Linked DNA regions of Homo sapiens: region 1 is linked to region 2. Evidence: chromatin loops called from intact Hi-C (ENCODE). Cell type or tissue: endothelial cell of umbilical vein. All regions are shown on one strand. Each heading gives the region's core, and the rest is flanking DNA. Links, peaks and the distances in the headings are about the cores only.

Region 1 (5,386 bases), core at 192-5,191, 61 kb before region 2:
CTAATCTAGGTGCTGCAGTGAAGGGGATTTGCAGATGTAATTAAAGTTCCTATTCAGTTGATTTTGAGTGTGTCAAGTGCAGCTGGACTTGCAATTGTTCTCTCTTCCCTGTGCGTCTTCCCTTCCTGATTGTTTTCCCTGTGGCTTAGTCAGCTTCCCAAATTGCATAGGATAATTAATAATACTTGAAACAATAATAATGATAAGTTATTTAATTTTATTTAATTATCTATGCATTTATCTATCATTCATCCTTTCATTCATCTATCAGCCAATCAATCAGTCAATCAACCAACCATCTCTCCTATGATTCTGCTTTGCTGGTTAAGCCCTGACTGATACAACCGTCTTTCGGAAGACCTCAATGCCCCAGTCTTCCATCGCTAGTTGTGTGGCCCGACTTCCACCAATGTGCCTTATGCAATGTGGTTTTGAGTCCCATTACCATGCTGGCCTCTTTCCAGACATGCTACGTTTTTATGCCTGTCCCTCTTACAGTTTATCCATTCAGGAAGCATTTATTGCATTACTGCTGAACGCTGAGGATCATCTGGGGGATACAACAAGAAACAAGACTCACCAGTTCCTGTATTCATGGAGTTTGGGTCCCTAATTCTGAGACCTTATTTTCTGTAGGGTATACTAGTCTTACTAGCATTGGAGGAGGAAGTTTGTTTGACCATCAGTACCATAAGTACCACTCAGTGCTAAGGATAATGTCAGCATCATTATTTGATGACAAGGCTGGACAATAGTTCTATTAACTTCCAGGCATTTAAAAACTAGTCATTCCATATAACCTTCCTAGCAATCATATGATATAGACATGATCCTTCCCAACTCTCAAATGACCCAGAAGACTACATGGCTTTGTAAGTGTGGAGTCAAGCAGTGACCCCAAGTGTATAAGACTCCAAATACCATGCTTGTGGTTGAATGACAAAATGTGGCCTTTTCCTCCAAGGGTCTCCTTGAAGACAGCCAGCTGTCATCCATCTGGGACCCAAGTTTTTTTTTCCAGGTTCTCTTGTTCCTGCGGCTCTAATTCCCTGACAATCTTACTTTAGTCTCTAGTCCACCCTACAGGGAAGACCCTTGTGCTCTTCAAAGGCTCAACAAGGCAACTTGCTCAGACAGGAATAAATTATAAGTGATACTGAGAACAATCCTTTCTGTAGTTACCAATTTGGGCCTTTGACATATGATGAAATATGAAACATGGGCCACTGTTCTGCTAGGCCTATGGGATTTTAAGAAGAGCCATGTAGCAGAGGACAGGAACTAGCAATTGTGAGCACCCACTATGAGCCAGGGTCTGTGTCAATCATAATGATAAAGATAATTATTATTATTAATTGTGTACTTTTGTGCCAGATATTATTTTAAACTTTTTACATATATTAACTAATTTAATCTTTTTAACAACTACATGAATTAATTACTCTTATTATCCCCTTATTACTGATGAGAAAAAAGAGAGACTTAGACACTTCCTTACATGATATAGTTAGTAAATAATTGGGATTTACTAACAAAGTTGGAATTTGAACTCATGCTGTCTGGTTCTAGAGCCTGTGCTCTTGTAGAAATCATGGTGGCCCATTAAAATCATTTATCTAATTGAATCCTAAGAGCCCATGTATGTGAAATGCCATCTCAGCTCTGCTAGATCCTCCCACAGCAAATGCTTTATTGTGGTAACATGTCAGTCCCTGCCTTTACTCAATAAGCTTCTGGTGGGTGAGGGTAGGGGTGCACAGGTACTGTGTCTGTCTAGTTCACTGTTGTGTGTCCAGGGTTTAGCACGGCTCCTGGCACAACAGCATAGCAGGCCATCAAGACACAGAAAAGAGTACACATATTGTACAAATGAGGAAACTGAAACAAACAATGTGAGGTCAAAAAGGTAATGAGTGACAGAACTGAAGTTGAAGTCCAGATTTCCATGAGACTGAATTCCATCAAAAGCTGTCTTTTGATCACATTTTCTTTCCTCCTGCATATTGAGCTCACAGAGCAGGCCCTGTTACATAGTAGGTGCTCAATAAAATGTGCTATTAAATGAACAAAGTGCCCTGTTCTTCAATTCTTCCAATATCCCATTCCTCCACTCTTTATCTTAGAATTTTCTTTTCCATGATGCCAACACACAGTCTAAGACATGTTTTCCATGCTCACCCTTAACCCTGACCCTGTTATCTCTAGCTACTCTTTAATAATCTGACATTTTTATATCATGTTCTGCATGTGTCCCCAGCCCCTTTTGGAAATGCCTGCTGTTTGAGTTTGCGCCATCCTTCAAGATAATGAGGCCCACCTACATTTTCCCCCTTCAGAACCTCTCAGTATAGTTTTGGTTTGATTTCTTGGAATCCATGTGCTATAGATGGGGGAGATTTTTTCCAACCTACTAAGGAATCAAAGAGAGAGAGTTTCTTGGGTTTTTAGGAGTTGGGGAGCTTTAGCCAAGAGAAATATGGTAACTTCTTGGAATAAGTGGAGCCATGTCATACCCAAAGATTACAATGGGAGAACCTCAGGTAAATGATAAAGTCACAGTAGAGAAATTAAAATTCTTGTGGGTCAGAGGTAGTTTGAATTGCTGGAATGAGCACCAACCCAAAGAGGCAATGCCTGCTAATAAAATGAGCTGTAAACCCATGTTCTCGGTCCTTCCTTCCCTCTTCCCTTCCTCCCTTTCTCCCTTCTTTACTTCCTTCCAGGAAAAACATCCAGGCAAGTGGACAGCATTTGCAACAGCCCAGCAATAAGAAGGACCATATTCTACTTGGGAAAAGGTAAAGTCGTTTCATATGGACGGAGGTGAGTTCAAGGGGGAAAAGAAATGGAACTTGCCAAGTAAGTGGAGGCTGGCTCTTAAAGTTTGTTCTTCAGGCAATGGGGAGCCATTGATAAGATGTTAGTTAGAGAGTGCTTATGTTAATTCTCAATTTATTATTAAAATACTTTGAATATTTTAGGAACATATTTCGAGCTCTACACATACTTCTTGTATTTTGGTGGTCTTGAAGTCACAGGGCAGAGCTAGGAGTTAATTTCAGTTCCAACTCATGGTATGACTTAGCAAGTAAAGTCTTATTTTAGGTCCTTAGTTTTCTCATCTCTAAATGAAGAAAAAGAAAAGCAAGGGATTGGCAAGCTTAACATGCTCAATAGTTTTTCTTTGCTGAACTATTCCCGGAGGGTCAACCAGCCTTCAATAGGTGTGATTAATAAGTTACAAAAGATAAATAGAGTGTCTTCAAAGATTTTATGTTCCTTATTTAAATTTTACCTGTCTTTACAGCCTGCCAGGAAACCTGTCATTCAACCCTTTGCAATAAAACAGCTCCTCATGAATGAAGCAAAATAAATCAGAAGTTGTGGGCTTTTAAACTCACTAAATGAAAGCACAGCATGCATGCAGCCTCCCTCCAAATTAATCACCAGATTAAATGCAAGATGTGCACACCAAATCAATAGCTTGTGACGGGGACCTCCTGCCTGTGCTTCAGGAAAATTCCATTTCCTTTCAGATGTTGTCGCTTGAAATGTCAGGAAGTTTCCATTCATCACCCGCCCTTGAAAATGCCACCATCACCATACTTCATGTTTCCTTGCTTTCTTTCTTCAGAGGAATCCAAGCACCTTGCAGAGGGAGCCCACTCCTTGTCACAGACTCTCCTGGAGGCTGAAACAGGGGCAGTCTGCACAGAGGAGAGGTGTAGAGAGGCGCGATTTAGAAATAAGAAAACCAAATCGTAAAGAAGCCTAATGTCTTGTTGCAACATCTGAAAGAAACAAGATGAATATATTCCACTAGGTGGGAAGCTTAGGGTAGTGGGAAGAACATGGATTCAGGACTTTGAGAAACATGGATTTAAATTTTGATCCCCAATGCCTCTCTGCACTTCACTGTTATCTATAAAATAGAGGAAATAAAAATACTATACATTCAAGTCTTAACACCAACAGTTAACTAGTTGTGTAACCTTGGACAAGTTATGTGACCTCTCTGTCTGAGCATTGTCATTTGTATATGAGATCATGGAGGTTAAATGTCCAACCTGTTGTCACTGTGCACCTCAAAATAATAAATAAAACATTTCATCTCTCAATCAAGGCTAAATCCACTTTCTCTGCTCTTCAAAACTTGACCCTGCCAGCACCTTCTCCAGTAACCTCTAGATTGAGTGAGATCCCTTTTTGTAGTATAATAATAATAATAATAATACTTAAGAAAAACAGTGATAATAACACTAAAAACTAACACATTGATCACTTACTACACAACATGCTCTGGGTACTTTATTTGGATAATTCATTTAGTACTCGTAATAACCTTATCAGTTGTGTTATTATGTTCTATGTATTACAAATGAAGAAACTGAGGCACATAGAGTTTCTATTACCTGCTCACTAGTATCTTAGTCAGTTTGGGCTACTATAACAAAATACCATAAATGGGGTGGCTTATAAACAACAAACTTTTTTTTTTCATAGTTCTGTAGGTTGGGAAGTGCAAGATTAAGGTGCCTGTAGATTTGGTGTCTGGTAAAGGCTTTCTCATTGATGGGTATCTTCTCACTGTAAACTCACAAGAATGGAAGAAGTGAGAAATCTTTCCAGATTTCTTTTATAAGGGACTAATCCTATTCACAAGGGCTGTGCTCTCAGGACACAATCACCTCCCAAATGCCCCACCTCTTAATGCCATCACCTTGGGGGTCAGGATTTCAACATATGGATTTGGGGAGAACATAAACACTCAGATCACAGCAACTGGAAAGCAGGGAATTGGTCCTATCTTCCCAGAGAATCCCAAGCATCACTCCATCTTGATTATATGACCATGATATTTCCCTTTCAGCTCCACCAGACTGGAGGCTTTCCTGAAATAGGGACTTAGTGTAATCTAATTTTGTATTCCCAAAGTTTAGCACAGAGTAGGTGCTCCTTGAATTTGAAATGAAATAAAATTGACTTCTTATGCAAAGGCAATAGACCGTATTTAATAGAAAAGGCTCTGAATTGAGAAGGTGACATCCCCCATCAGAATGTTGCAGAACTAGACGTCATTTCACATGGAAGATACTCTGCCAGACTGGCACAAAGCAAAGACAACAGCAATGTACACAACAACCAAAAAAATAACAGAAAACCCTGCAAAGCCCCAGAAGCCCCCAAACTAGAAAATGTAAGACCCTTCCCTTCCCTACCTAAGCGGAAGACCCTTAATACATGTTTAAAGTGTTTGGTCTAGAAGTTGCCACTAGAACCTCAGTGAATGGTACATGTGATTGTCACACATGGATATGCCCAGTAAACGGCAAAGGAAAACTTCTTGAGGCTCTAATCCCAGAGTGCTGGCTCAGCCATTCTTAAC
Region 2 (5,386 bases), core at 166-5,165:
TGTTTAATAGAGACAGGGGTTTCACCATGTTGGTCAGGCTGGTCTTGAACTCCTGATCTTGTGATCCACCCACCTCGGCCTCCCAAAGTGCTGAGATTATAGGCATGAGCCACCACAACTGTCTGTGACTTGAGTCTTATCTGGGAATTATTCCTAAATGGATCCAGTTGTCTTTTAAGTGCAAAGTCCCTGACGTTTGGGGTATTCATTTAGCTAATCGCAGAGCCCAGTGTTAGGGCCTCTTTTGATCCTAAGGTTACTGAACAATGGTAGGGAAGGGAATCCTATTAGCAAGTGTCCCACTTTGTGGAGTACCCATCATTTCCAGTCGCTTTACTTAGACAATTACTGCTTCAGTCTTGAGACTTGCTGCTCCAAGTGTTGTTATGGATCAGCGGCGTTCCTTGTTAGAAAGGCAGAAAGAATCTCAGGCACCACTCTAGACCTACAAAGTCACCTGCAGTACAGGTGACTAACATGTACGTTAAAGTTTGAAAGGCATTGGGCTAGGCTATTTGGGGTAAGGAATAGTCAAGTATTCCTTGAAAAAAAGAATCACTAGTAGACTTGATTTTTTTCTAGACTGGTTTAGGTGTACAGCGGAATTGAACAGAAAGTACAAAGTTCCTGTATACTCTTCTCTACCTTCACCTAGTTTTCCCTATTACAAACATCTTGCATTAGTGTACTACGTTTGTTACAATGGATGAACCAATATTACATTATTACTAAGTCAAGTCCATAGTTTACACTGAGGCTCACTCTTTGTGATGTACATCCTATGGCTTTTTGTGGGTTTTCTTGAGGTGTAAATTTTACAATTTATTAAAATTTAAGGTACATTATAAAACTTAACGCTTGTAAGAACCCCGTGAAAGTAGATAATTGAGGGTATTTCTAATTAAATTTTACAAATGAGAAAGCTGAGGCTCAGGGGGGTTATTTAACTTGTCCAAAGTCACAAGGCTGCCAACTGGCAAAGGCAAAATTTAAGGCTAGATCTCTTAATTGAAATAAATATATTTTCTTCCTCAACTACAATGACTTACACAATCTGTTCTCTGTTTTAAAAAAAATATTTCAACTTTTATTTTAGATGCAGGGGGTACTTGAGCAGGTATATTTAATGAGTATATTGCATAATGCTGAGGTTTGGGATACATATGATCCCGTCACCCAGGTGTGAGCATAGGATTCAATAGACATTGAGTCCTTGCCCCGCTCCATGCCTCCCCTCTTTAGTAGTCCTCAGTGTCCATTGTTGCCTTCTTTTTTCTTCTTTTTTTTTTTTTAGACAGAGTCTCGCTCTGTCGCCCAAGCTCGAGTGCAGTGGCGCGATCTCGGCTCATTGCAAGCTCCGCCTCCCAGGTTCACGCCATTCTCCCGTCTCAGCCTCCCAGCTGGGACTACAGGTGCCCGCCACCACGCCCGGCTAATTTTTTGTATTTTTAGTGGATACGGGGTTTCACCGTGTTAGCCAGGATGGTCTCGATCTCCTGACCTCGTGATCCCCCTGCCTCGGCCTCCCAAAGTGCTGGGATTACAGGCGTGAGCCACCGTGCCCAGCCTCATTGTTGCCTTCTTTATGAGGACCCAATATTTAGCTCCCACTTATAAGTGAGAACATGCGATATTTGGTTTTCTGTTCCAGTGTTAATTCACTTAGGATAATGGCCTCCAGCTACATCCATATTGCTGCAAAGGACATTATTTCATTCTTTTTTCTGGTGACTGTGTGGTATTCCATGGTATACATGTACCATATTTTCTTTATCCAATTCACCATTGGTAGGTACCTGGGTTGATTCTATATCTTTGCTATTGTGAATAGTGCTGTGATAAACATACATGTGTCTTTTTGGTAAAATGATTTACTCTCTTTTGGATATATTCTATGGGTTTTGACAAATGCATGATGTTGTGTATTGGCCATTACAGTATCATATAGATTACTGTGTTACTGCCCTAAAGATTCCATGGGCTCCACCTGCTCATCTCTCCTGTCTTTTCCTTGAACAAACTACTCATCTGTTTACTGTTGAATACCGTCTTGATTTGTTTACAAAAAAGAAAGAAAGAAAGACTCCATCCATAAGGACAAAGAGTATGTTTCTGATAAAGAAGCTGATACTTGCCCAAGGTCACCAAACTAGTAAGTGTAGAAGCTGAGTTTTCAAGTCATGTCTGCCTAACTCCAAAATCTGGGTTTTTTCTTTCTTTTCTTTTCTTTTCTTTTTTTTTTTTCCCCTCTCTATTATGACCATGCCCTCTCTTACTAGGAGAGGAGACATTTGTACTTTCGTGCTATAGGGAGGGTGTAGATGTCCCTGCAATTGTTCCCTCTAAGGATAGTTTTGGGGCAGGGAGAGGGCATCTGTCTGGTGTTTGGACTACTGAGGCTCCCAAGGGTTCCCAGTGGGCACTTCAGCTGGACCTGTAGGTAAATTTCTAAAATCTCCCACCAGCTGTTCTTTTTTTTTTAATCACCTCACTCAAACCAGTTATTATTTACAAGTGGGAACATAGAAATGCTAATGATCCTGACTGGGCTTGCTAATTACTCCTTAATCAACTGCGAATGGGCCTTCGCTACCAGCCCTGGGCGGCTGAGAAGAGGGCTCCAGCTGGACAGAGTTAAAGGGAAGCAGCTTGCTGAAGTGCCACTGGCCTTGAGAATAGGAAGCCGTGGAGTGTGGTGGGAAGTGTCTTCTTTGCATGTTTTCTGCTCTGCTCTTTTGTCCTGATGCTTTGGCCCCATCATGAGGTATCCCAAGGGAGGCCAAGGCATTCAGAGGATGTATGAAGCCAGACAAAGCCGTAGTGAACAGTTAGCAAGCAGAGGTTAGTCAACAAATGATGATTGGATCTATACAAAATGTTGGATATTGTGTTGAGTGCTTTCTTCCTGACCCTGTGAAGATTCTGGTTTTGGAGAGACGACATGGAGGCAAGTAAACGTGTAGGGAGGAAACTTCGAGGAACACTTATGAGAGAGGAAGTCATGAGTCAGAGGCACCTGCAGGGGGGCAGGAGAGAACAGGAAGAAAACACTTACAGGGCATGTTCTAAAATATTTGTTGAATAAATTATCTAAAATAAAACACTTTCTATGAGAGATACTTTAATAATAATAGCTGCCACAAATTGTTTACCTAATATGTGCCTGGCCTGTGCCAGTCCATCACAATGACCATTTGAAGTAGAGGTTTACTGCACCTATTCTATAGATGCAGAAACTAAGACTTATAAAGGTTAAGGGTCAGACCCACAGTCATACTTCCAGTAAGTAGCTCTGCTGTTTTTCTGATTACAAAGCTTATACTTATTCCATGGCTGGGTCTGCCCTTTTATTTGGTTAGACGTTTAGATGATACAATAAAAATAGATATTTCAAAACTCAAAAGTTAGAGAAGGGAAAATCCTACATTACATCAGTAAAGGTCCAGCCGAGAGAGAAACCATACCAGTTATTTTAACATGGAGAATATAATATAGAGAATTGCTGCCTGGGAACTCAACAACCAAAATGGCAAAAAGAGAATGCTAAGGTATCATGGAGCCAACAATTACAGGAAGCGGCTGCCTCTGGGACTGGGACAACCAAAGAAAGAGGTTGGCATTATTAAAACTTAGAAATATGGGAGAGAAGGCCCTGCAGAGATGAAACTCAGATTCTGAGAAGGGACACTGCCCGGCTGATGATAGTGTTTCTGAGTTTGAAGGACAAGTCTCATTGGTCTGGGACCCAGATCTCTGAGGAGGGGGCTCAGATTGGTTAGTGTCACTGAGGGGGCACAATGAGGCTGTTTCTGTGAGTGTTAGAAAAACTGCAAATTGGATTTAACCATTGCTCCTGAAACAACTGCTGCTGCCATGGTGAAGAGACATTGCTTATGAACATAGGAACGGGAAGTAAACAGAAAGGAGGAAGCAAACAGAAAGGAACAATCGCTTCTTTCTCTCCTCCGGGTGTGCAGCCTCCTGCTGTGGCCCCCATGGGCTGAGCTCAGCAGGTAACTAGCTAGTCAAGCTGAAATGTGGTTTGCAGTGTTCTAGCTGCAGCATCTCGAAGTACACGTTGTGGTTTGTGAAAAGTATCTGAAATTTAGCATCCAAAGACCTGGAGTACTGCAAAAGCTTTTAATTGGTTTTCCTTATTTCAGTCTTAAATCTATAAACCATGCCTACTGCAACCAGAGTGATTGTCTTAATCGTAAATCATTTCTCTTTCTAAACCTACAATGGATTCCTACTGCACTTGCAGCTACTTAAACTCCTTGATCGGTTTGCAAGACCTTGTTTGGTTTCCAATGTCTCCAGCCTTGCCTAAACCACTCTTTCCCTCAATCGCTATATCCTGGCTACAGCAGCCCTCATGGAGTTCTTTAAATTCACAGAGCTCTGTGCCACCTGAGGGACTCTAGACTTGCTGCTCCCTTGGTACAAAATCTTCTTCCCCAATTCTCAGTCTAATTCCTCTTCATTTTTCAAAGCTGAGACTAAACATACCTTTTCCATTCTCTGATATTTCTGCCTCTTGGCTGGACCTTTATTGATGCAATGTAGGGTTTTCCCTTCTCTAACTTTTGAGCTTTGAAATATCTATTTTTATCTATTTTATTGCATCATCTAAAAGTCTAAGCAAACACTCCCCTGCCATTTTTCTTACTGCACACTGTAAATATTTACATACAATTTAATGCACTTGTGTGTTTTATTTGTAACTACTAAATATCTATCTCAGCCATTGCACTTTGAGCCTTAGGAAGGCAGAAATCCTGTCAGTTTTTTTGTCTCATAAAACCATGGGTCTGGTGTAGAGTCATTACTCCTTAATTATTTGTTAAGGAATTTGTAGGTTTTTATCTAGCCCCCAGATTAATGGTTGTGTACCTCATATTACTTTTAGGGAATATTTAAGTTCTTCAAGGGCAGGGACCACATCTTATAGGCCTTGTATAGTAATGGGCAAAGAATAAGCATTGATGGGCTGGGCGTGGTGGCTCACGCCTGTAATCCCAGCATTTTGGGAGGCCAAGGCGGGTGGATCACCTGAGATCAGGAGTTCAAGACCAGCCTGGCCAACATAGTGAAACCCTATCTCAACTAAAAATACAAAAAATTAGCTGGGCGTGGTGGCGGGCACCTGTAATCCCAGGTACTTCCGGAGGCTGAGGCAGGGGAATCGCTTGAACCCGGGAGGTGGAGGTTGCAGTGAGCTGTAATCGCACCATTGTACTCCAGCTGGGGTGACAAGAGCGAAACTCAGTCTCAAAAAAAAAAAAAGAAAAGAAAAGAAAAGAATAAGCGTTGATGAAGTCTTGTTGCTTTTTTATTCATAGTAACTAGTCATATACAACGTCACCTACAGACTGTCCAGATTCTT

Evidence for each region. Peaks named below come from ENCODE experiments on the same cell type or tissue, not always from the same donor. Only the 100,000 strongest peaks of a DNase experiment are listed, where the experiment ranks them.
Region 1: a loop joins it to region 2, with 2.6 times the contacts of the local background. A loop is called at or near these places in 9 of 110 quality-filtered maps.

What each region holds. Positions count from the first base shown.
Region 1 is chr1:59,130,668-59,136,053 of GRCh38, reverse strand. It overlaps HSD52 (a long non-coding RNA gene), which reads left to right. Exons shown (of 3, transcript NR_027120.1): 2 at 2,724-2,823; 3 at 3,308-4,118. Among named protein-coding and RNA genes, the nearest start is that of HSD52, 13 kb to the left of the region's middle. In endothelial cell of umbilical vein, for the core only: no CTCF peak of the experiment used is centred there; no DNase peak of the experiment used is centred there.
Region 2 is chr1:59,070,063-59,075,448 of GRCh38, reverse strand. The region is part of intron 2 of LINC01358 (long intergenic non-protein coding RNA 1358); the gene reads right to left. Among named protein-coding and RNA genes, the nearest start is that of LINC01358, 52 kb to the right of the region's middle. In endothelial cell of umbilical vein, for the core only: a CTCF peak has its summit at 2,756; a DNase peak (open chromatin) is centred at 2,858; H3K27ac peaks cover 1,533 bases.